Linked DNA regions of Homo sapiens: region 1 is linked to region 2. A link is a loop called in an ENCODE intact Hi-C map of the cell type or tissue named here. Cell type or tissue: psoas muscle. All regions are shown on one strand. Links, peaks and the distances in the headings refer to the core of each region. The heading gives the core; the rest is flanking DNA.

The links. A loop is a pair of places that touch in the nucleus more often than their neighbours do. Peaks named below come from ENCODE experiments on the same cell type or tissue, not always from the same donor. Only the 100,000 strongest peaks of a DNase experiment are listed, where the experiment ranks them.
Region 1: a loop joins it to region 2, with 5 times the contacts of the local background. A loop is called at or near these places in 84 of 110 quality-filtered maps.

What each region holds. Positions count from the first base shown.
Region 1 is chr6:134,934,657-134,947,151 of GRCh38, reverse strand. It overlaps ALDH8A1 (aldehyde dehydrogenase 8 family member A1), which reads left to right. Exons shown (of 7, transcript NM_022568.4): 2 at 3,186-3,333; 3 at 4,588-4,743; 4 at 7,737-7,886. Among named protein-coding and RNA genes, the nearest start is that of ALDH8A1, 9.2 kb to the left of the region's middle. In psoas muscle, for the core only: a CTCF peak has its summit at 6,111 (motif pointing right); no DNase peak of the experiment used is centred there.
Region 2 is chr6:134,150,582-134,163,076 of GRCh38, reverse strand. No RefSeq gene overlaps it. Among named protein-coding and RNA genes, the nearest start is that of SLC2A12, 100 kb to the right of the region's middle. RefSeq lists an enhancer at 2,074-2,575. In psoas muscle, for the core only: a CTCF peak has its summit at 6,125 (motif pointing left); a DNase peak (open chromatin) is centred at 6,116; H3K27ac peaks cover 1,385 bases.

The DNA.
Region 1 (12,495 bases), core at 3,088-11,087, 780 kb before region 2:
ATTTATTGGAGAGACTATGTTTTCACCAATGCATATTTTTGGCAGCTTTGTAAAAAACGAGTTGGCTGTAAATGCATGGATTTATTTCTGGATTCTCTATTCTGTTTCACTGGTCTATGTGTCTGTTTTTACACCAGTGCCATGCTACTTTGGTTACTATAGCTTTGTAGTATATTTTAAAGTCTGGTAGTGTGCAATCAGTAAGCCCTTTAATATAGATTATCCAAAGAAGCGAGTTGTAACAACTTAGAAGTCTCTATTATGATCCTTATTTTACAGAGGACAGTACTAACACTCTCATCTCTGATGCTTAGATCCATGGGCATGTGCACCTGTGCGTGCACGCACACATGCGCACCTGTGCGCGCGCGCACACATGCGCACCTGTGTGCATAGCACATTTGCATTATAGCATTGCAGTTATAAGCACATACTAGAGTCAGACTGCCTGGTTCAAATACAAGCTGCACCACTTGGTATCTATGGCTTTGACTTAGAGCTGAACTTTTGCATGCCTCAGTCTCCTCATCTATAAAATGAGGATAATAATGATATCTACTTTATAGTGTTATTCTGAGGATTAAACTGACTAATATGCTTAAAGCCCTTAGTGCTTGGCATATAGTAAATGCTTTCTATGTATTAACTTATGCTAATATTATTGTATGTAGTACATTAATATGTATTCTATATTACATGGACATAAGTTGTGCTATAAGGCAACTTAGAAAATATGAGTGGACTTGAATTTTCTGAATAGCAAAAAGACCAGATTTTTACATTGACTGTAGGAATTCATGCTCCTCTTGCTGGCTGGCAGTGGGGCTTCCTCATGGCTGCAGCTGGTGGTGGAGGTCACCAAAGCCATCTCTTCCCCTATCCTGTCTGCAGGTCCACATTCAAGATTTAGTTTTTGAGGTGAAGCCACCATATTTCTAGAAATTTCTAATTAAGATGAGAATCATTTTATACCTTACTTCAGCTCAGCTAAAAGTGACTGTATTAGTTCGTTCTAACACTGCTATAAAGATAATACCTGAGACTGGGTAATTTATTAAGGAAAGAGGTTTAATTGACTCAGTCCTGCATGGCTGGGGAGGCCTCAGGAAACTTACAATCATGGCTGAAGAGGAAGCAGGCATGTCTGGCGGCAGGCGAGACAGCGTGTGAAGGCCAAGAAAAACTACCATTTATAAAACCATTAGATCTCACGAGAATTCACTCACTATCATGAAAATAGCCCCCACAAACCAATCACTTTCCTCCCTCAACACAGGGGGATTACAATTCAAGATGAGATTTGGGTTGAGACACAAAACCTAGCCATATCAGTCACTTTGCATGAGGGAAATGAAGGAGGGGTGTGGGTCAGGTTTTGCATGAGGGCTAGCACAGGCTCAGGCGGCTAGATTACTTCGGGTCAAGCGCCCCAAAAAAGATGCTCACGGCTGCCAGAAGCCTATGGAAAAGGATTCTGAGTCTGAGCCAGGGCCCGGTGGTGGAAGACAGCTGTGATTATAATAATTTTTCATGCATGTGAGAAAGGAGAGGAGTGAGACATGGGTTAGGGATTTGTCATCTCTGGAGAAGGCATTACTTAGACATTGCCGGAGAGAAGAGAAAGGCAGAAGAGGACTTGAAAATTATTTTGTCTACATAACATTTTGGCCATGAGTTGACCCTGCCCATACCTTCCCATACATATATTGTTTCCTTTTGTATGTAACTCTAAAAGGAGGTACCCAAGCCATCTGTCCAGCCACAAATCTCCTCTTCTCCAATAAAGCCTCTTCCACTGGGCAGAATCAGGCAGCAGGCAGAGCAACCTGTGGTCCTGGGAACCACCAAAATCTGGGTTTGAGTCCTGATTCTGCCACTTATTAGCTGTGTGACCTATGGCAAATTGCTTGAGTTTCTATGTCTCAGTTTTCTCATCTGTAAAATGGGCATAGCAATACTCATGTTATAGAATTTTGAAAGGACTTAAATAAAAATAATTTGTGTAAAGTATTTAGCATATTCCCTTATATAAAAATTAGTCAATAAATTATAAATATAATTAGTCATTTCAAGTGAAAATGACAATCTGAGGATGTGATTTCACCCAAAATTTCAGACTTTATAAGATATGTCAGAGCTGAGTTAGAAGCTTTAGAGATTCCACATATCTAGATTAATTTTCTTCTTCTACTGTATATATAATATATACATACTATATATACTATATATATATAGTATATATGTATAACATATACATTTTTTTGAGACAGGGTCTTACTCTGTCACCTAGGCTGGAGTGCAGTGGCACAATTACAGCTCACTACAGCTTCTACCTCCTGGGCTCAAGTAATCCTCCCACCTTAGCCTCCTGAGTAGCTGGGACTACAGGCATGCACCACAACGCCCAACTAATTTTTTAAAAAACCTTTGTGTAGAGACAGGGTCTCACTATGTTGACCAGGCTGGTCTCAAACTCCTGGGCTCAAGCGATCCTCCCAACCCAGCCTCCCTAAGTGCTAAGATTACAGGCATGAGCCACCACTCCTGGCCCACAATATTTTTAAAAATTCTAGTTTCTGAAGTGATTGAAAATGTACATATGTTAAAATTCAAATAGCTTCTTTCTAATGATCTGATTACTACATTCAGGATGCATTGGTTGAAATGGAGCGCGTTTCTTTGTTTCTATGGTACCCCTCCTTTGCTGGTCATGTAAACACCTGTGTCATCTACTTTGTGGGTGGCTCAGCACTGGGACATGTTGAATATTCAAAATTAGGGTGGGCCAGGTGCAGTGGCTCACACCTGTAATCCCAGCACTTTGGGAGGCCGAGGCGAGTGGTTCACTTGTATTCAGGAACTCAAGACCGGCCTGGTCAGCATGGTGAAACCCCCTTTCTACTAAAAAATACAAAAATTAGCTGGGCATGGTGGCACATGCCTGTAATCCCAGCTGCTCAGGAGGCTGAGGTGGGAGAATCACTTGAACCCCGGAGGCAGAGGTTGCAGTGAGCCAAAATTGCGCCACTGCCCTCCAGGCTGGGCTACAGAGTGAGAATCCATCTAAAAAACAAAACAAAACAAAACAAAAATGAGGTGTGTGGAGACCTGAGGATTCTGGTTTTGTCCATCCCCCAAGGACTAACAGCTTTAAGGTGACCCTTTCTCCCATTTGCTCCTCAAAGATCGAAGCCGCGGTCAAGGCCGCCAGAGAAGCCTTTCCCAGCTGGTCATCCCGCAGCCCCCAGGAGCGCTCACGGGTCCTGAACCAGGTGGCGGATTTGCTGGAGCAGTCCCTGGAGGAGTTTGCCCAGGCCGAGTCTAAAGACCAAGGTGAGAGTTGCCTCTTAACTGTAACATGGGACTCAGGGCATCTCTGATTATTCATGTTATCCCTCTTGGGGCCATCAGGCCAGCCCATGTGCCTGCTCCTCTGGCAATAGTAGAAGTGGAGAGCAAACCCTCCCCTGCTCCAGGCCTGGGAAGGCCAGGACTTGTGGCTGGCCCAGCCCTGTCTCATTCAGATGGCCAGAGAAAGTCACATGGCTGGATCCAAAAGCTGAGGGGCAAAGAAATATACTCTGTTCATTGGATGAAAGGAAGTGCAAATATATACAGCAAAGGGCATGGATATAGGGAGAGATGAAGAACTAGGGCTGATCATGCAGTCTCCTACTCATTCTAAGCAGAGAATTTCAAAGCAAAGATAATTTGAAAAGCAGTTATGCAGTCAGATTATTTAGGATGTTTTCTGATATGTCAGTCACCATTCCACTCCCGACACATCTCATTTTTTTTTCCCACTCTTTCCCAGAGGTCAGAGTAATGGAGTAAATATTTGTAAATTTTTGCAAGAATATCTGTTAAGATAAGCCAAGAGTTTTAAAAATTACATGTGTGCCATAAACCAATCAAAAATCAGAAAGCAGCCTGAGTCCAAGCCCTTAAAAAGAAAATAGTTCTCTGCTGGTGTTCCTGGCCAGGCTCCCTGCATCGCTAAAGAGAACTCAGTAGCAGTCTAGGTAAGCTTCTGTTTCTCTTTCTGTTCCATCCAGGAGCTAGGACGTGCAGGGCATGTGATGGGCAAGCAGGTGCCACACAGCATCCCGTGCCAGGGCATTCCCAGCCGCTCTTCTGATGACTCTACCATGTGTGGGGAGGTCATGAAATACACATTACATGTGTATAAAAGTGTTTCGTTTTGTGCTGTGCAATTACAACTGTCCTAACACCCGTATTTCAATGCCTTTGTCGCAGGTACAAAGCCTGGTGATTTTGAATTGCAAGAGTTTGTGTGGGTGAAGTGGTAGCATCTGGCAAACTGGTGATGAGAATGATGTGTTCAGTTCACAGAACAAAGATTATTGACTCAATTTTAACCCCCCACCTCAGTTTCCAACCTTATACCTAAATATTGTATGGTTTTATCAAACCATGATCAAGTCTTTGTGAGGTCAAGGAATGCCTGCCCCGGGCTAGAAGGAATCCAGGCTGTTTCAGTGTGAGTTGGGACGCGTGGGCAGTGGAAGCTGATGGATAGAGTGTCCCCATTAGCTGATAGTGCTTTATGTTGTTTGCTTCTTACAGGGAAAACCTTAGCACTGGCAAGAACCATGGACATTCCCCGGTCTGTGCAGAACTTCAGGTTCTTCGCTTCCTCCAGCCTGCACCACACGTCAGAGTGCACGCAGATGGACCACCTGGGCTGCATGCACTACACGGTGCGGGCCCCGGTGGGAGTCGGTGAGTGCTGTTCAGTGAGAGCCCACCTCCCGGTTATGCTTGCAGATGCTCACAACATTCTATGGCATTGTCCTCAAGGAACAGGTTAAAGAAAAGGAAGAGCTGATATTTTTCTTTTCTAAAATCCATTGGCCTCAAAGATCTATTTCTAGTTTATTTTCTTTGTGTCAAATTCCCTGCTTTTCTTTTTAGACAGCGTCTTGCTCTGTCGCCCAGGCTGGAGTGCAGTGGCATGATCTCGGCTCACTGCAACCTCTGCTTCCCGGATTCTAGTGATTCTCTAGTCTCAGCCTCCTGAGTACCTGGGACCACAGGTGCGAGCTACCACACCGGCTAATTTTTGTGTTTTTAGTAGAAACAGGGTTTCACCCATGTTGGCCAGGCTGATCTCAAACTCCTGACCTCAAGTTATCCTCCCGCCTCGGCCTCCCCAAGTGCTGGGATTACAGGCGTGAGCCACCACGCCAGGCCTCATGTTCATGACTTATCTGGAAAATCATAGGGAAAAGAATGATGCTAAGAGTAAATATGTAAATTCACATGCCAGGATTTTTTTTTCTACTTATATTTAAAAAAGGAAAAATCAGGCTGGGCGCAGTGGCTCACGCCTGTAATCCCAGCACTTTGAGAGGCTGAGGCAGAAGGATCATCTGAGGTCAGGAATTCGATCAGCCTGGCCACCATGGTGAAACCCCGTCTCTACTAAAAATACAAAAATTCACCGGGCGCGGTGGCTCATGCCTGTAATACCAGCACTTTGGGAGGCCAAGATTGGCGGATCGCCTGAGGTCAGGAGTTCGAGACCAGCCTGGCCAACATGGCGAAACCCCATCTCTACTAAAAATACAAAAAGTTAGCTGGATGTGGTGGCGGGCACTTGTAATCCCAGCTACTTGGGAGGCTGAGGCAGGGAGAATTGCTTGAACCCAGGAGGCCGAGGTTGCAGTGAGCTGAGATTGTGCCATTGCACTCCAGCCTGGGCGACAAGAGTGAGACTCGGTCTCAAAAAAACAAAACAAAACAAAACAAAAAAACCCAGCCGGGCGTGGTGGCATGCATCTGTAGTCCCAGCTACTTGGGAGGCTGAGGCAGGAGAATCACTTGAACCTGGGAGTCGGAGGTTGCAGTGAGCTGAGATGGTGCCACTGCACTCCAGCCTGGGTGATAGATCGAGACTCTGTCTCAAAAGAAAAAAAAAAGAAAGAACTATTTATGTACATTAAATAAATTAATAAGTGTAGGGCATGTAGTATGGTGCCAGGTGTGTGATAAATAAGCCTCTACTGAGAATTATCTTACTTCATGCATTCCTTTGCCTCTTGACCTTTGGAAGAACGTATAAATAAATGTCTGTGATGACTAAAACCTTCCACCAGATGTCACTGTTTCCTCGGAGAAAAAAATCATCTTTTTAGCTTATTACATTTTATGAATATAAGCTAAAAGGAAAACAATTGGGACATCTCATTGCTTTGGTTACTTGAAACCTTCAGAAATTATGTTTTCAAGGCATTGTGGAAAGCTCTACCTCCTCCTAGGAAGTGTGCTAATATATTTTGCTGCAAAAATATTTTTATCCCCTAAAGAATGGATTTTTCAGTGGGAAATTTAATAATATAAAAGATGCATTTACTTTCATAGCACAGGCTTGAGGGAAGAGTATAAAATAAGGTGAATCAATTTCCTTTCAGAAGGTAGATTTTTATATTTGTTTGTTTTGTGATTGGAAACCTGGATAGGTTCAGAATATTGCATGGAGACACATTCTAGCTGCTGGTTACGTTACTCATCCAGCAAATCTATCTGGTCAGGATACAAGTGACAATCTAGAGAGAATTTTTATTTAAAAATATTCTAAATAGCCAAAATGGATGTCACAGTCCATGCACCAAAGGTTATTGGCTTTACTGATAGGAGGGCCCTCACATGGAACACTCAGAACTCATTGGCCCCTATTTTATGAATAATTATATAAAGCTTGAGATTTTATGTCTCAACCCATGACAGATTTGAAGTAAAGGTAAAGAAACATGTTAGAAGAAATAACAGCCAGACCGTTAAAATAATGGGGAAGGAGACATTTTTGAAAAAGTAAAGCTCAGTCTATAAATCTCAAAATGCGTCACATTCTGGAACTGTTTAGTGACAGGTGACAACTGTTTTTTTATTTTTTATTTTTTTTTGAAGTTCCAGGGTACACGTGCAGGACGTGCAGGTTTGTTACATAGGTAAACGTGTGCCATGGTGGTTTGCTGCACCTATCAACCCATCACCTAGCTATTAAGCCCAGCATGCATTTGCTCTTTATCCTAATGCTCTTCCCCCCGACTCTCCCCTGACAGGGCCTGCTGTGTGTTGTTCCTTTCCCTGTGTCCATGTGTTCTCATTGTTCAGCTCCCACTTATAAGTGAGAACATGCAGGTGTTTGGTTTTCTGTTTCTGTGTTACTTTGCTAAGGATAATGGCTTCCACCTTCATCCATGTGCCTGCAAAGGACATGATCTCGTTCCTTTTTATGGCTGCATTGTATTCCATTGTGTATATGTACCACATATTCTTATCCAATCCATTATTGATGAGCATTTGAGTTGATTCCATGTCTTTGCTATTGCTATTGTGAATAGCAAAGTGCTGCAATGAACATACGCGTGCATGTATCTTTATAATAGAATGATTTATATTTCTTTGGGTATATGATAGGTGACAACTCTTTAGCTCTGGAGTTTATATTGCTGTTGTTCATAATCATGAACTGCCAAGAAATGGGGAAATCATATTGACTTTACTCTGTTTTAAAAGATACAGTTGCTTGGAATATATTTTAGAATTATTTCCCTGAAAGTGGCTACAAATAAGCAAAGCTTGGGAAGAAGTTAGAAGAGTAAGCTAAGTTTTCTGCAGCATGAAGGAGTTTTGCGTTAATAACCCCACTTGGCCAGTCCACCTCAGAGGGGTATGCCGTCACAGGCAGTGCTTCTGCTCTCATCCCTTAGCTGGTCTGATCAGCCCCTGGAATTTGCCACTCTACTTGCTGACCTGGAAGATAGCTCCAGCGATGGCTGCAGGGAACACTGTGATAGCCAAGCCCAGTGAGCTGACTTCAGTGACTGCGTGGATGTTGTGCAAACTCCTGGATAAAGCAGGTAATTAGGTGTTGGGGTTGGGGGGCAGGCACAGAGTTGGAGCAAACCTATAGTTTATAGAAATCTTCCACTCAGCAGCACAATCGATTCCAGTGACATCATGGGCTTTGTCTTTCTGATCCTTGTCTGGGAAATCCCCTCCACCCACAGGGTTCCCTCACCCTGCTTCCTGTCTTCAACACCAGAACGGTGCTACTGCAGGCAAGTTCCACTCCCCAGGGTGGGCGACTGGCAGCACAATAGTGACGCAGACTTAAACAGCCCCATCAAATCAAAGACACCTGCCTGCTCCAGAGAGTCAATTAAAATCTTAAGTTGGGGCCAGGTGTGGTGGTTCACGCCTGTAATCCCAGCACTTTGGGAGGCTGAGGTGGGTGGATCACGAGGTCAGGAGATCGAGACCATCCTGGCTAATACGATGAAACCCCGTCTCTACTAAAAATACAAAAAATTAGCTGGGCGTGGTGGCGGGCGCCTGTAGTCCCAGCTACTTGGGAGACTGAGGCAGGAGAATGGCATGAACCCAGGAGGCGGAGCTTGCAGTGAGCCGAGATTGCACCACTGCACTCCAGCCTGGGCGACAGAGTGAGACTCCGTCTCAAAAAAATAAATTAAAAAATAAAATAATAATAATAATAATAAAATAAAATCTTGAATCACAAGTTAATCCTGATGACAATAAGAATATTGCTAGGTACACCTACAGTTTGCTTGGCTATAGAATACCTAGTAGAAGTAGCCCGATTTCAAGAGATCTAAATATACATCCTTCAGTTTTTCCTGCCTTTGGGACTGCTACTGGAAAGCTAATACAATATGGCCTCTTCCTAGCATATCAAGGTTCACACGTTTGCTCCTTGTTCTTTTTCTGCTAATAGTTTATTGGCCGCATTCAGGATGCGCTCCTGGTTTTGTTCTGGGCTGTAGCTCCGCACAGGCACAGGCTGGCACTGTTTGAAGGCAGCAGGCAGGAGACCCCAGCAGCCCTCCTGTGAGAAGTCCCCTTAATGTGAGGTCTTTTTGCTATGTCACCCCACGGCCAGGGCAGGAGTGCTGGGTGGGGGAGACAGACTCACTGTCTTTCTAGTTGGTCTCCTTGCTGCCTTTCAGCCCATAGAGAGGCACTGCTGGGCTCTCCTGTATCCACAGAATGCCCGGTGGGTAAGAGTCCGTCCCTCTCTCCCGCTTCGGAACACCTTTCTTAGAAGCACAGACATACACATTAACTTCCAGTAAACCCTAGCCAGTTCTTTACTCCACGAGGAAGATGAAGGCTCAAAACTGAGGCTGTTTAGGGAACGGCACTGGGCCTTACGATCCCAGGGTCCTCCAGAGGAATGAGGCCTCCCAGCCTAGGACTCTGATTTGTCATCTATGGAGCTCCCAGGCTTCGAGGTGGAGGGGGTGGGGCGGGGTATATCATTTAAATGTGCCGACCCTTCCCATGTTCCTCCCCTACAAAAGACCTCACAGTCTAATCCCATTCTTTGTAAAATGAGGTCTGTGGTGTCTGCAAAGGCGCGACATACTTCTTCCCTGCCTGGTGACTGCAGGTTCCCCAGAGTGGACTAGGCCTGGGGCTTGCCCTCTACTGGGATTTGGAGGCAGGGGTGGCGTGCAGAGCCGTGTTCCCTTAACCACTCTCTCCTGAGACCAAGAACGTCTGGATAGATGATGAGTTATCTTTCCCAGCCAGTCTGCCCTGAACCTGGCCTGCATGACAGTTTCTGTTTCCATCTCTGCACAGCATTGATTTTATTTCTTGGGAACTAGTAAGCCCATTAAACTAAGACAGCCCTTCTCCTCTTTCCTCCATGGGCTGAAACTTCCTCCCCTGACAAATATAGAGGGGGTCATGTTCACCTTGCTCCTCTCTTGAGCCCTCAGTTTCTCCACTGGGATTGGAAGGAATGCGAACCACATCTGTGTCATCTGCTTTAGAGCAACGTAAGAGAAGCTTTTAGTAGGGGAGGGAAAAGCGAAAATAACTAATTCGTTCTGGATGTTTAAAGAGTTAGCTCCTCTAGTCCTGGGCATTTAAACAGACTTGACAGATAAACTTCCTTTAAAATAAACTCATTTTTAAGATGACACAGTGAATACTTCTGTGGGATTCCTGGAATAGTCATTTCTTCTTGGAAATTTGCCCTCATTCCTGGAGTGCCCACTGACTGCGTTTTCCTGGCCCTTCCCATTAGGTGTGTGTGTGGAGCAGGAGATGTGTGTGTGTAGGTGGGTGTGTGTGTGTGCTCTATTTAAGCCTAAAATTTTTCTTGTTGCCACCCTGCCAAGCCCCTACATTTGAGGGGTTTCCTTCTAGTCTGTTCTCGTCTGTTCCTAACTTGTCTGTTAGCCACCTCCCCTGAGTTTTGCTAAATTGCTATTTGTCAGTTAAACTGCTTTCCTTCTCTTATCACCAGAATCTCTTCAAGGTTAGAGGGCAGACATCTCAAGAAAAATTCCATTAATTTCTGGATAAAATGTCAAAATGGTACTGAGAAATAATGGCCAGCTGACATTAGCATCCAAGCCCAAGGGAATGTAGTCAAAATGATAATACTGTCGTGGGGAAAGCAATCCGCTGCCGCAGTGAGCGCATTTTACTGTGGGGATAAATATGCAGTGCTTCCGCATTCTCTCTCACCCTCAGTTAAAATGCTACTCTGAACATTAGCAGTGATTCCATTCATTTTTTGCCTTCAGGATTGATAAAGCCTAACAGTCCACCCCCTCCTGCCCCACACCCCATCCACCCACATGCATGCCCCATCACTGGTGGAGATGTGGGGCCCTACCCAGGAAACTGTGGGAGACTTGTCCTTGTTTCGTCGCATCACCTACTGAGGGGGATCCTCTCCTTCCACACTTTCCTTTGCCCCAACCCAAAGCTGGGGTGCTCTCACATGGTGCCAGCCACTCCTCTGACAGTGACCTACAATCCAGGACTGACCTAAGCTAGATTTCAACAAATGTGCATGTTGGGTAAAGAGATGCAATGCTTAGAAGTGGTGCTTTGGCCAGGCATGGTGGCTTATGCCTGTAATCCCAGCACTTTGGGAGGCCAAGGTGGGTGGATCACCTGAGGTCAGGAGTTCAAGACCAACCTGGCTAACGTGGTGAAATCCCATCTCTACCAAAATACAAAAACTAGCTGGGGATGATGGCAAGTGCCGGTAATCCCAGCTACTTAGGAGGCTGAGGTGGGAAAATCGCTTGAACCTAGGAGGCGGAGGTTGCAGAGAGCAGAGATTGCGCCTTTGCACTCCAGCCTGGGTGACAGAGCGAGACTCCATCTCAAAAAAAAAAAAAAAAGAAGTGGGGCTCTGCTAGGCACCATCACAACTTGTGGAATCTTCCCACCTGTCTCCTGAGGACTCACTGGGATGGGACCTTCACTGTAGCTTCAAGGTGATTGGGCCAAGGCTGTGGCTGTATGGGAGAATGTTCTGGATGATAATGGATCATCAGTGTGAAATTAGTATTTATATTATTTATAATTTAAAAGTAGATTCTGGAAGAAATGGGTTGTATCCAAAGGAGTATGTTTCTAATGAGGAGAGATTGTCTAACCTGGAGCAAAGGGAAGGAAACCAGAAGCAAGGAAGCAGGTCACAAAGCCGAGATGCTGCAAGATTTCTGCACCTACCGTAGGTCAGGCCTGAGGAAATAGAGGGAATAAACTCTGCTACCTCCAGGCAGACCCTAAGAACTGCCTAGACACAGCGTGATTATACAGATGACTTTCTTTTTGGATATTATAAAGATGATTTTCTTTTTAAAGCTTCCCCATTCATGAACCATTTCTAATTTGAATAACGTACACTAAGCATTCATTCACTCATTCATTTACTTAACAGTCATTAACCTGTCAGCTTTGCTGCTTACTGATTGTTATTCAATCTCACTTTCCCTCAAATTTCTTCCTGGTGAACTAAGTGTAATAAAACTACCTACATCCTAAGGTTGTTGTGAAGACTGAAGTGTGTGAGTCACGGATAGCAGTGATGAGTCCACAGTAAGCACCCTATCTAATGTTTGCATTTACTGGTCTGAGTTCCATGTGCTATCAACTGAAGAATCATAAGGTTCATGCATTTGGAAAGGAGGGTTTTATTTCTTATAAAGGGTTGCAGCCTGCAGGCTAGCCATCTTGCAGGCTGGGAAGCGTAGCCTCTGCCCAAAGCGGAGAACAAGTACTTGGAGGAGGGGCAAAGGGAACAGAAATTTATCCTGAGCAGAGTGGCTGAATATTCACATTCAGTAGGATATGGGAGGAGTCATGAATATTTATGAAAGGGGAAACAGGTGCATGCACAGATGAGCTTAATGCGCTCATAAAACTGTAGGGCCAACTTACAAGTAACACAAACAACCAAAAATGGGTGCCCCAATCTTTTCTATCACAAGACTCTGCTACCCTGTATCTTCATGCATTTATGCATGTGTTTTCTTGTTTTATTATTTCATTTATTTATTTATTTTTGAGATGGAGTCTGGCTGCATTGCCAAGGCTGGAGTGCAGTGGCACCATCTCGGCTCACTGCAACCTCTGCCTCCTGGGTTCAAGAGATTCTCCTGCCTCAGCCTCCTGAGTAGTGTTATATAACAG
Region 2 (12,495 bases), core at 2,282-10,281:
GTCCTCTGTCCTGTGCTCCACCTAGTAGTGTATCACAGGCGGCATGATGGCAGTGTTATAATGACAACATGCCAAGTACAGACTGTTCACAAGGAAATATACAAGTAGACAAGCACTTCGTGGGAGCAGTAGACCAAGGGTCATCAGCATAAGGATGCAAGTCACTTGACATACACATACATAAAATAGATGAGTGACTGCCAATTTGTTCACGACACCTAGATGATTCCAACACCATTCTGCTCACTCTTCTTTTCTTGCTACTTTTGATAGACTCTTTTTTTTTTTTTTTTTAGATGGTGTCTCGCTCTGTTGCCCAGGCTTGAGCGCAATCTCTGCTCACTGCAGCCTCCACCCCCCAGGTTCAAGCGATTCTCCTGCCTCAGCCTCCTGAGTAGCTGAGATCACAGGTTTGTGCCACCACACCTGGCTAATTTTTGTATTTTTAGTAGAGACGGGGTTTGGCCAGGTTGACCAGGCTGGTCTTCAACTCCTGACCTCAGGTGATCAACCCGTCTCAGCCTCCCAAAGTGGTAGGATTACAGACACGAGCCACCGCGCCTGGCCTGAAAGTCATAGACTCTTAATGTAGCATTCCACAGGCCAAATTCATTGTCCTCCCTAACCCGAATGAACCCATTTGATTCCAAGAGTGTTACAGTTTTGCCAGCAAAGCTCAGCACATATCTGTCTGTTTCAGCAATCATTAGATAAGTTTATTTAATTAAATCAATTAAAATTTGGCTCAAAATGATCTGGGGTCCAAACTGAAAACTGTGATTATATTTTCCTCTGAAAGATTATTAAAAAAAGAGACAAACAGAAATGATCTGATATTTGAATTAAATCACATGCTACCTAACAATGAACACTTTGGGGTAAATTTAGAGAAAATACAATATTTCAAATCAAACATATATGACAGTTATTTTAAAATAAGGTAAATAAAACAATAATGAAATAAGGAAAAATAAAGAATGTGAATAAAATAATGTTTCCTTAAATTTTCCTTTTATTTATGTATGGATAACATGCTCATGTTTAAAATAAATAAAACAAAATATAATAGGTCAAAAAATGGGTAATAATTTTACAATCTCCCCTTTCAGCCATTCCCAGCTCAATTTCTTCTGGCTGGAGATAACCAATATTAAGCTTTTCTGGTATAAACTTTCAGAAATTTGGTATGCAAGTACAAGCATGAAGGCTTCCAGTAACACAGATGTTTCTAAATTAGAATTTAAGGGAATCACTTCTCAGGCTTTTGGCTGAGATTAAGGTAAAATTTTAAAGGAGGGAGAAGAGGAGGGGTCTCGCTGATTTTTTAAAAAAAGTTATCCCCATTGTTCATATTTTTTAAAAGTCCAGAAGCTCACTTGTGTGATTCCAGTGCTTAAAGATTTTTGGAGCAACATTACCCTTACAATGCACGCTGAGTTTTTCATCTGCTGCTGAATGCAGACCCAGGGATTTGCTTTCCTGCTACAGGAAAACAACAATAACAACAACAACAAACAAACAAAAACAAAGCAAACAACAACCACAAAATAAAATTGGTAGATGCATTGAGACACAGCATTGACTTTCAAGGTTGCCCTTTGCAACTACGTACAATTTTTGCCTCACCCCACACAGTCTTTAGAATCTGACATCTCACCTTTCAAAATGCAACTTCATCCTAGCTACAATCTTTGTAAAACAGAGTAGAAACCATCTTGAGTTTCCTGTTACTAAATAGTTCTTCTATGCCTAGGGCATACCTGAATGTTTTCCCAAAACCTTCCTGATTAGGGGGTACTTTCCCTTCCAGCCATTCCTGTGAGTCACTCTCACTATGAACTATCCTGTCCTTCCAATTCCATAGAGTCATAAAAACGCCAGAATAGGAAAGATCTCTAAGTCCAGGGGTCATAAACTTAATGGCTTCAGGAGCCAGTCCTATAAATCACATTAGAATATGGTAATCAGAGCCATGGGCAATGCATTTTCTCTTAAATGCCCTGAAATTAAAATAATAATGAAACCCAAAAACAAAACCACTGTCTGGCCAAGTAAAATGAGTCTGTAGCCAGAAACATCTGCAAAATTTCTAGTCTCATCTCATATGCAATTATGTAAAATTCAGTGAGCCCCCCTCCCCCACCACCCCAGGTTTTGCATTCTCATTCTTTCCTTATCTTTTGGGCAGTAATTTGGCATTGGACGTCGCAAAGTCCATCCCTCCAAGATGGTGGTCAATAAAGACTGTCTGCAGCTTCTAACCATATCCACACACCTGGTGGGCCCAACTTCCATCACAATCCCATTCCCACTTTGGGAAAGAAAGCAGACAGGCTCTTAGTCATTAACGAGGAGCATTTGATAGGCCCTTTTTAAACAGACCATTCACTCACTCACAAGGGAAAATGGATCACACATTGTTTATAATAATCTGAAGAATTTTCTGTCATTCTGTAAAAGGACAAGGCATCAGCTTGGCTAATTATCCAGAGTTACAATGAACAGGACACCAAGGAAAGGTATGGTGAGGGAGGCAGCATGGTGAATAAGGAGAACCTCTGACTTTTGAAAACTGGCTCCACTTCTTAGTCTCTTCTTTCCCAAATTGGGACTAAAAGCGCTTGTTTTGTACTGCTGAGGATCTGAGGTAACTTACATGCCAGGGACTCAGAAACAATGTTTTGTAACTTCGTAAGTAAGAAAGTAACAATGCTTTTAGCACTTGACCCCAGAGCTGGAGTCTGGGACTATTGGGACCTTCTTTGTGCTTCATGACTTAAAATATTGTTTCCTGTGAATTTCTCCTGTTGGGCATCTTTAAAAGCACGGAGAACAGCCATGTACCCTCAGACCCCTGGACATGCATACTTTTCCAGCTTCCACAGGCAGATCAAGAAGATTAAGATATTTAAGTAAATAATCCCATGTCCCGGTTTTACAGCGCTTAAGACGTGAAGCCCACAGGAATCTTTTTTTTTTTTTTTTTTTTTTTTTTTTTGAGACAGAGTCTCGCTCTGTTGCCCAGGCTGGAGTGCAGTGGCATGATCTTGGCTCACTGCAAGCTCCGCCTCCTGGGTTCACGCCAGGAGTTCACATGGGTTCACACCAGGAGTTCACACCTGGGTTCACGCCTACCTCAGCCTCCCGAGTAGCTGGGACTACAGGTGGCCGCCACCACGCCCGGCTAATTTTTTGTATTTTTAGTAGAGACGGGGTTTCACCGTGTTAGCCAGGATGGTCTCGATCTCCTGACCTCGTGATCCACCCGCCTCGGCCTCCCAAAGTGCCAGGATTACAGGCGATGAGCCACCGTGCCCGGCCAGGAATCTTTTAAAACTTTTTCTAACAGTATCCTTTTGAGAGTTTTGTTATTTGGTAGAAATGAGTTTTTATATACATCTCAAGGTGCTCAACTGTCCCTTGGTACCCGGGGGCAGGATTGGTTCCGGGGTCCCCGCAGATACCAAACCCTGTGAATGCTCAAGTCGCTTAAATAAAATGGCTTAGTAGGCCAGGAGCGGTGGCTCACGCCTGTAATCCCAGCACTTTGGGAGGCCAAGGCGGGTGGATCACGAGGTCAGGAGTTTGAGACCAGCCTGACCAACATGGTGAAACCCCGTCTCTACTAAAAATACAAAAATTAGCCGGGTGTGGTGGTGCGTGCCTATAATCCCAGCCACTCGGGAGGCTGAGGCAGGAGAATCGCTTGAACCTGGGGGAGCGGAGATTGCAGTGAGCCGAGATCAAGCCACCGCACTCCAGTCTGGGTGACACAAGGAGACCCTATCTCAAAAAAAAAAAAAAAAAAGGCTTAGTATTTGTGTATAACCTATGCACACCCTCTCGTATACTTTAAGTCATCTCTAGATTATTTATAATACATAATACAATGTAAATGCTATGTAAATAGTTGTTCTACTGTATTTTAAAATTTGTATTTTTTTTACTGTTGTATTTTTTTTATTGCCTTTGGGTTTTTGTTTGTTTGTTTGTTTTTTGTTTTTTTTGAGACGGAGTCTTGCTCTGTCACCCAGGCTGGAGTGCAGTGGCACGATCTTGGCTCACTGCAAGCTCCGCCTCCTGGGTTCACGCCATTCTCCTGCCTCAGCCTCTCGAGTAGCTGGGACTACAGGCGCCCGCCACCACGCCCGGCTAATTTTTTGTATTTTTAGTAGAGACCAGGTTTCACCGTGTTAGCCAGGATGGCCTCGATCTCCTGACCTCGTGATCCACTCACCTCAGCCTCCCAAAGTGCTGGGATTACAGGCGTGAGCCACCGTGCCTGGCCTTTGGGTTTTCAATAAATATTTTTCTTTCTTTCTTTCCTTCCTTCCTTCCTTCCCTCCTTCCCTCCCTCCCTCCCTCCCTCCCTCCTTCCTTCCTTCCTTCCTTCCTTCCTTCCTTCCTTCCTTCCTTCCTTCCTTCCTTCCTTCCTTTCTTCCTTCCTCCCTCCCTCTCTCTCTCTCTCTTTCTTTTTGATGGAGTCTTGCTCTGTTGCCCAGGCTGGAGTCCAATGGCGTAATCTTGGCTCACTGCAAACTCTGCCTCCCAGGTTCAAGTAATTCTCCTGCTTCAGCCACCCGAGTTGCTGGGATTACAGGACCTGACACCATGCCCAGCTAATTTTTGTATTTTTGGTAGAGACAGGGTTTCTACTAAAATAAAAAATAGCCTAAAAGCACATTTGATTTTTGTGCCAGGCAGGTCTCAAAATCCTGACCTCAGGTGATCCACCCCCCTCAGCCTCCCAAAGTGCTGGGATTACAAGCACCTTGAGATGTGAGCCAACATGTCTGGCCTCAAAAAATATTTTCAATTCATGGTTGGTTGAATCCATGGATGTGGACCCTGTGGATACAGAGGGACGACTGCAACCGTTTATTTAAATTGATTTTGAAAATGTTTCACATTGGCTGGTCACGGTGGCTCCCGCCTGGAATCCCAGCACTTTGGGAGGCCGAGGTGGGAGGATAGCTTGAGCTTGGGAGTTTGAGACCAGCCTGGGCAACATGGTGAAATCCCATCTCTACCAAAAATACAAAAATTAGCCAGGCTGGCGATGCCCTTGTGTTCCCAGCTACTCAGGAGGCTGAGGTAAGAGGATCGCTTGAGCCTCGGGTGTTGAGTCTGCAGTGACCCTATCTCAATAAATAAATAAGTGAATAAATAAATAACCTACATTCACAGAACACTTCTCTCATGTTGACTCATTTTATCTTCTTATCAGACTAGTAAGACAAAGAGGGTAAAATATTTCTATTCAATATGTTAATACCGAGGCTCTGAAAAGTTCAAATGACTCGACACCTATGGAGAGGGCGGAAGGGCCAGAGTTGGAATCCACTGTTTCTGACACCAGAGCCTTCACTTCTTCCCAGGCCTCCTTTGAACATCATGGCATATTTACTGAGCGTGAGCAAAGGAGCCACTGCCAGGAATATATAGGCCAGCTATTTTAGTCTCCCTTCCACTGGGATTACTTTTTTTTTTTTTTTGAGATGGAGTCTCACTCTGTCACCCAGGCTGGAGTGCAATGGCACGATCTCGGCTCACTGCAACTTCCGCCTCCCAGGTTCAAGCGATTCTTGTGCCTCAGCCTCTTGAGTAGCTGGGATTACAGGCAAGCGCCACCACACCCGGCTAATTTTTGTATTTTTAGTAGAGATGGGGTTTCACCATGTTGGCCAGGCTGGTCTCGAACGCCTGACCTTGTGATCCGCCTGCCTCGGCCTCCCAAAGTGCTGGGATTACAGGCTTGAGCCACTGCGCCCAGCAAGGGATTGCTTTTTTATGAGGCAAAATCTTGAAACTGTAGAAAAGAACCAAAGGTTACCAGTTAATAACTTTGGAACATTTAGTTCAAATATGAATGGGCTGTTTTAAAGTGAATATTTGATTAAAATGTATTACAAATCTGAGAGGCAGCGGCATATATTTAATGGTATCTAAGTCCTGTGTTTAAGGGATAATAATACATACTGTACATTCCTCACAGAGCTATTGTGAGAATCAAATGAAAAATAGGAACTTTTACATATAAAGAATTACTGTCTAACTTGTTTTATTGTCTGACATCAGGGTAGCAATTTGTGGAATATCAACCTCAGTCTGCAGCGCCACCCAGTGGACACAATGATACATGATACTGCATTTTCTCGGTTTCAGATATAAATATTACCTGTATTATTTACCTGTCTGGTACACACATTCAGTATACTATTTCTTTCACTATTTTTATTTATAAAACTTTTTTGTATGAAGTTTTGCTGATAAGTTTTATTTTCACAAGTCATGACCAAAAAAAGGCCAAATTTTAGAGCAAGAACCCATATTTTACCTGGAATGATCTATCCTACACAGACGTCCTTGTCAGAATTTTAACCTGGTGCTTATTTTGTAAACCAGCAGTGATGTTAACACAGGAGAAAAAGGTGAGGGACTTTGTTGGAGAGCTATTTCCTTCTTTATTTCCCCATAACTTGTACTTAAAATTCAGCTTATACCTGAAACTTGTTATAGTTCACTCATTCATATACATATCATTGCTTCAATAAAAATCTATTGAGTATTTCTCAATGTTAGGCACCACGCTTAGTGCTAGGGATACAATGATGAACAAAAAGGAATGTGGTCCTTGTCTTCATGAGTTTTGCAAACCAGGCAGATAGATTAAAAAATAATTAGGTGACTATACAAATGTTGGTGCCTCACTTAGCTCAGAAAATGAGAATATTTTATTTTTTTGCTACTCAACAAGATTAGAGTTTGTCCTAATGTATATCTGAACATTTGGAGGCAGTGGGTTTACAATGTAAAACTTTGAAGCTCTTTTATTTTGTTTACTCTTTGAGACAGGGTCTCCTTCTTTCACCCAGACTGGGGTACAGTGGCATGGTTACAGCTCGCTGCAGCCTCCATCTTATGGAATCAAGTGATCCTCCTACCTCAGCCACCTGAGTAGCTGGGACTACAGGTGCGTGCCACCACACCAGGCTAATTTTTAAAATTTTTTTGTAGAGACAAGATTTCACTATTTTGCCCAGGCTGGTCTTGAACTCCTGAGCTCAAGTGATCCTCCTACCTTGGCTTCTCAAAATGCTAGGATTCCAGGTGTGAGCCACCACAGCTAGCCTGAAACTCTTTTGTTTAAACCTGAAAACACGAAGAAGAGAGACTTCTTCCATGTTACAGCATAACCATACGAAATAGTGAAATTTAGAGTCAGAAACAACAGGATTTGAATGCCACAGTCCCTTACTGCTCTCATGACCTTCAGCAAATGATTGTATCTCCCTGATACAATTATTTGTATCAGGTGCAAATGTAGAAGATGCAAGTGTAAATGTAGTTTCCAAAAAATCAAGTGTGCTGTTAGGCTGACTGTTTTTTATTTTCTGTAAAATAGAAATTATATCTAACTTAAAGAGGGAAAGTCTTGACTATTTAAATGTGTGATATACAAGTTATTAATAAATAGTTTGCCTAAATGATCAAAGGCCACGATTTTAAATATATTACTCAAGTTACACTGACTCCCTGAAATGATACTTAAAGTTTAAAACATGAGAAAAACACATAAAAGTGGACCAAAAAATAAATAAATAAATAAATAGTAGTTTTGAGAACATAGCACATAATACTATTATGTTTGGAGGCCAATACAAGGTATTCACATTTCAAGGACAAGCAGTGACTATCTAAACTCTCATTTAATAGCCCAAAGCATTGGGCTAAGGCAGATGTTATAAATCCAATTGGCTAAATAAGGGTGTTTTTTGTTTTTGCTTTTTTTTTTTTTTTGGCAGGGTCTCACTCTGTCACCCAGGCTGGAGTGCAGTGGCACAATCATGGCTCTCTGCAGCCTTGACCTCCCAGACTCAAGTGAACCCCCCGCCTCAGCCCACCAAGAAACTGCGACTTCAGGTGCATGCCACCACACCTGGAAAATTTTTGTATTTTCTTTTGGAAATTGGGTTCCACCATGTTGCCCAGGCTGGTCTTGAACTCCTGGGCTCAAGTGATCCACCTGCCTCAGCCCCCAAAGAGCTGGGATTACAGGCATGAGCCATCATGCCTGGCCAGAAGTAAAGATTAATTGGCTATCTTAGGTCTCATGACTAGTTAACAGGACAAATGGAGCTAAAACCCATGACTCTTAATCCTCTGAGTTGTGTCTTTTTAGTTAGACACCATCTAAAAGAAAGGGTATTTCTGATTATCTAAGCGATATTAACAGAAGTGTTTCATCAGTACTTTTGGAAGTCTTGCCATGCAGTCCTTCAGATAATTCCCCTATTACATGTATACAGAGGGAATGTATCAAATGGTGTGCCAGTTTTCTGTTCTACTAAACACATACACATTTGTAACCACAACTCAAAATATCTCAGAAGGGAGGGAAAGAATAAACAGCTAGTGGCCGGGTGCGGTGGCTCACGCCTGTAATCCCAGCACTTTGGGAGGCCCAGGCGGGTGGATCATGAGGTCAGGAGATCGAGACCATCCTGGCTAACAAGGTGAAACCCCGTCTCTACTAAAAATACAAAAAATTAGCCGGGCGCGGTGGCGGGCGCCTGTAGTCCCAGCTACTCGGGAGGCTGAGGCAGGAGAATGGCGTGAACCCGGGAAGCGGAGCTTGCAGTGAGCCGAGATTGCGCCACTGCAGTCCACAGTCCGGCCTGGGCGACAGAGCGAGACTCCGTCTCAAAAACAAAAAAGAATAAACAGCTAGTGTTTGTGGAAACCTGCCTATGTTTAGGCACTGTGGATACATTACATTATTTAATCAGATAAGTTTTGTTGTCTAGGAGCTGTAGAAGGGACACTGAGACTAGCAAGGACAAATAATTTTTCCATTGAGCTAGTGAATGGCACAGACAGGATTCAATTCAGGTCTTACTGACCCTGGAGGCCCTCATATTTCCATCACTTCCCAGGCAGAAGAATGATTGACGGAATGGAACATGCTCTTCCCAGACCTGAATATATGTCATTCTTTACAATATCCAGTCAACTGGGAGTAATAAACTTTATCTGGCATCAGAAAATTGAAGGCTGCTAATGTCAATCTCTTTATTTTTACCGAGGAAGTTAGGAAGGTTAAAATCCTTCTCAGGATATTACTAGAATCAAAGCAAGCCTGTTAATTTTTTTTTTTTTTTTTTTTTTGAGACAGAGTCTCACTCTGTCTCCCAGGCTGGGGTGCAGTGGTGCGATCTTGGCTCACTGCAACCTCTGCCTCACGGGTTCCAGCAATTCTCCTGCCTCAGCCTTCCAAGTAAGTGGGATTACAGGTGCGCGCCACCACGCCCAGCTAATTTTTTGTATTTTTAGTAGAGACAGGGTTTCACCATGTTGGCCAAGCTGGTCTCGAACTCCTGACCTCAAGTGACCCACCCGCCTTGGTCTCCCAAAGTGCTGGGATTACAGGCATGAGCCATTGTGCCCGGCCAAAGCAGGTCTGTTAAACTAAGTGCACATTATTTTATACTGTCTGCTTTGAGGGAAATACATGTTTACTAAGCTTTTATTACTATTTCTTTATTTTAAAGCTTATTGTGACCAAGTCATTTTTCTCTCTGCATCAAAGACTTCTGAGAAGGGCCCACTGGGCATTTCCTTCTTGGCTGATATTCTCATTGTTTAATATGATCTGGAAAGAATGAACATTGGAAGGCAAAGCTAATCTGGGCAAGAGGTGTCACTCAACCTGGAGATTAATTTTCCAGATGACTTTGCAGCTGAGCTGGCATTCCTGTGTGACAGTGGAAGATTGAAAGCAGGTAATAAGGTTAGTGCAAGGACCACGGCTGCAAGAACACAGGCACACTGTAAAGCAGGAATAGCGCATGGCACTTGCATTCACACACGTGCACATCCTGAGCTCTAACAGCAACTGGGACTTGTCAAAAGGAGCTGCCCTGCATCGATTCTGCGCCTGCTCAGCCTGTAATTCCTGAGTCTATGTGCCCTTTCAAATGAAAATGCTGTGAAATGGCCCATAAAAGACCACCAGTCTCTGAATTTGCTAGGTGAGGCCTGGTGGGGGCCAGGTTGATTGGCCAGGGTTCTGCAATCAGGGCTGTGTTCTGGAAGAAACTTCTTACTGTGCTGTGCTACGTGAAGCCGGGAGCAAACCCAAGAAGTCCTGTGCTGGGGCCAAGGTCAGAGTCAGAACCAGATAGATAGAAACAACCTTGATCCTGAACATATTTGTTAAGCTCTTTCCTGTCTCAGCGATTTTCCACATGCTGTTCTCTGTTCCTGAGAGGCTGCCTCACCTACTCTTCATGTTTTTGGTGATGATGTGCCCCCTTTCACCCTATTGTGTTAGTCTTTTTTCACACTGCTGATAAAGACATACCCAAGACTGGGAAGAAAAAGAGGTTTAATTGGACTTACAGTTACACATAGCTGGGGAGGCCTCAGAATTATGGCGGGAGGCAAAAGGCATTTCTTACATGGTGGTGGCAAGAGAAAATAAGGAAGAAGCAAAAGTGGAAACCCCTGATAAACCCATCAGATATTGTGAGACTTATTCACTATCACGAGAATAGCACAGGAAAGACCAGCCCCCATAATTCAGTTATCTCCCCCTAGGTCTCTCCCACAACACGTGGGAATTCTGGGAGATAAAATTTGAGTTGAGATTTGAATGGGGACACAGCCAAACCATATCATTCTGCCCTTGGCGCCCTTCAAATCTCATGTCCTCACATTTCAAAATCAATCATGCCTTCCCAACAGTCCCCCAAAGTCTTAACTCATTTTAGCATTAACCCAAAAGTCCACAGTCCAAAGTCTCATCTGAGACAATGCAAGTCCTTTCCACTTATGAGCCTGTAAAATAAAAGAAACAAGCTAGTTACTTCCTAGATACAATGGGAATACAGGTATTTGGCAAATACAACCATTTCAAATGAGAGAAATTCGCCAAAAAAAAAGGTGTTACAGGGCCCATGCAAATCCAACATTCAGCAGGGCAGTCAAATTTTAAAGCTCCAAAATGATCTCCTTTGACTCCAGGTCTCATATCCAGGTCATGCTGATGCAAGAGGTGGGTTCCCATGGTCTTGGGCAGCTCTGTCCCTGTGGCTTTGCAGGGTGCAGCTTCCCCCCGCAACTTTCACTGGCTGGCGTTGAGTGCTTGTGGCTTTTCCAGGTGCACAGTGCAAGCTGTTGGTGGATCTACCATTCTGGGGTCTGGAGAAGAGGTGGCCCTCTTCTCAGAGATCCACTAGGCAGTGCCCCAGTAGGGACTCTGTGTGGGGGCTCTGACTCCACATTTTCTTTCTGCACTGCCCTAGCAGAGGTTCTCCATGAGGGCCCTGCCCCTGCAGCAAACTTCTGCCTGGGCATCCAGGTGTTTCCATACATGTTCTGAAACCTAGGTGGAGGTTCCCAAACCTCAATTCTTGACCTCTGTGCATCAGCAGGCTTACCACCATGTGGAAGCTGACAAGGCTTGGGGCTTTCACCCTCTAAACCCACAGCCCTATCTGTACATTGGCCCCTTTCAGCCATGGCTGGAGTGGCTGAGACACAGGACACCAAGTCCCTAGGCTGCACACAGCACGGAGGTCTTGGGCCCAGCCCACAAAACCACGTTTTCCTCCTGGGCCTCTAGGCCTGTGATGGGAGGGGCTGCTGTGAAGGTTTCTGACATGGCCTGGAGACATTTTCCCCACGGTCCTGGGGATTAACATTAGGCACCTTGCTACTTATGCAAATTTCTGCAGCCGGCTTGAATTTCTCCCCAGAAAATACGTTTTTTTTTTCTATCACATAGTCAGATTGCAAATTTTCCAAACTTTTATGCTCTGCTTCCCTTATAAACTGAATGCCTTTAACAGCAACCAAGTCACATCATGAATGCTTTACTGCTTAGAAATTTCTTCCGCCAGACACCCTAAATTATCTCTCTCAAGTTCAAAGTTCCACAAATCTCTAGGGCAGGGGCAAAATGCTGCCAGTCTCTTTGCTAAAACATAACAAGAGTCATCTTTACTCCAGTTCCCAACAAGTTCCTCATCTCCATCTGAGACCACGTCAGCCTGGATTTTATTGTCCATGTCACTGTCAGCATTTTGGCCAAAGTCATTCAACAAGTCTCTAGGAAGTTCCAAACTTTCCCACATTTTCCTGTCTTCTTCTGAGCCCTTTGAACTGTTCCAATCTCTGCCTGTTACCCAGTTCCAAAGTCACTTCCACATTTTCAGGTATCTTTTCAGCAATGTCCTACTCTACTGGTACCAATTTACTGTATTAGTCTGTTTTCACACTGCTGATAAGACATACAGGAGACTGGGAAGAAAAAGAGGTTTAATTGGACTTACAGTTCTACATGGCTGGGGAGGCCCCAGAATCATGGCAGGAGGTGAAAGGCACTTCTTACATGGTGGCAGCAAGAGAAAGTGAGGAAGAAGCTAAAGCGGAAATCCCTGCTAAACCCATCAGATCTTATGAAACTTATTCACTATCACGAGAACAGCACAA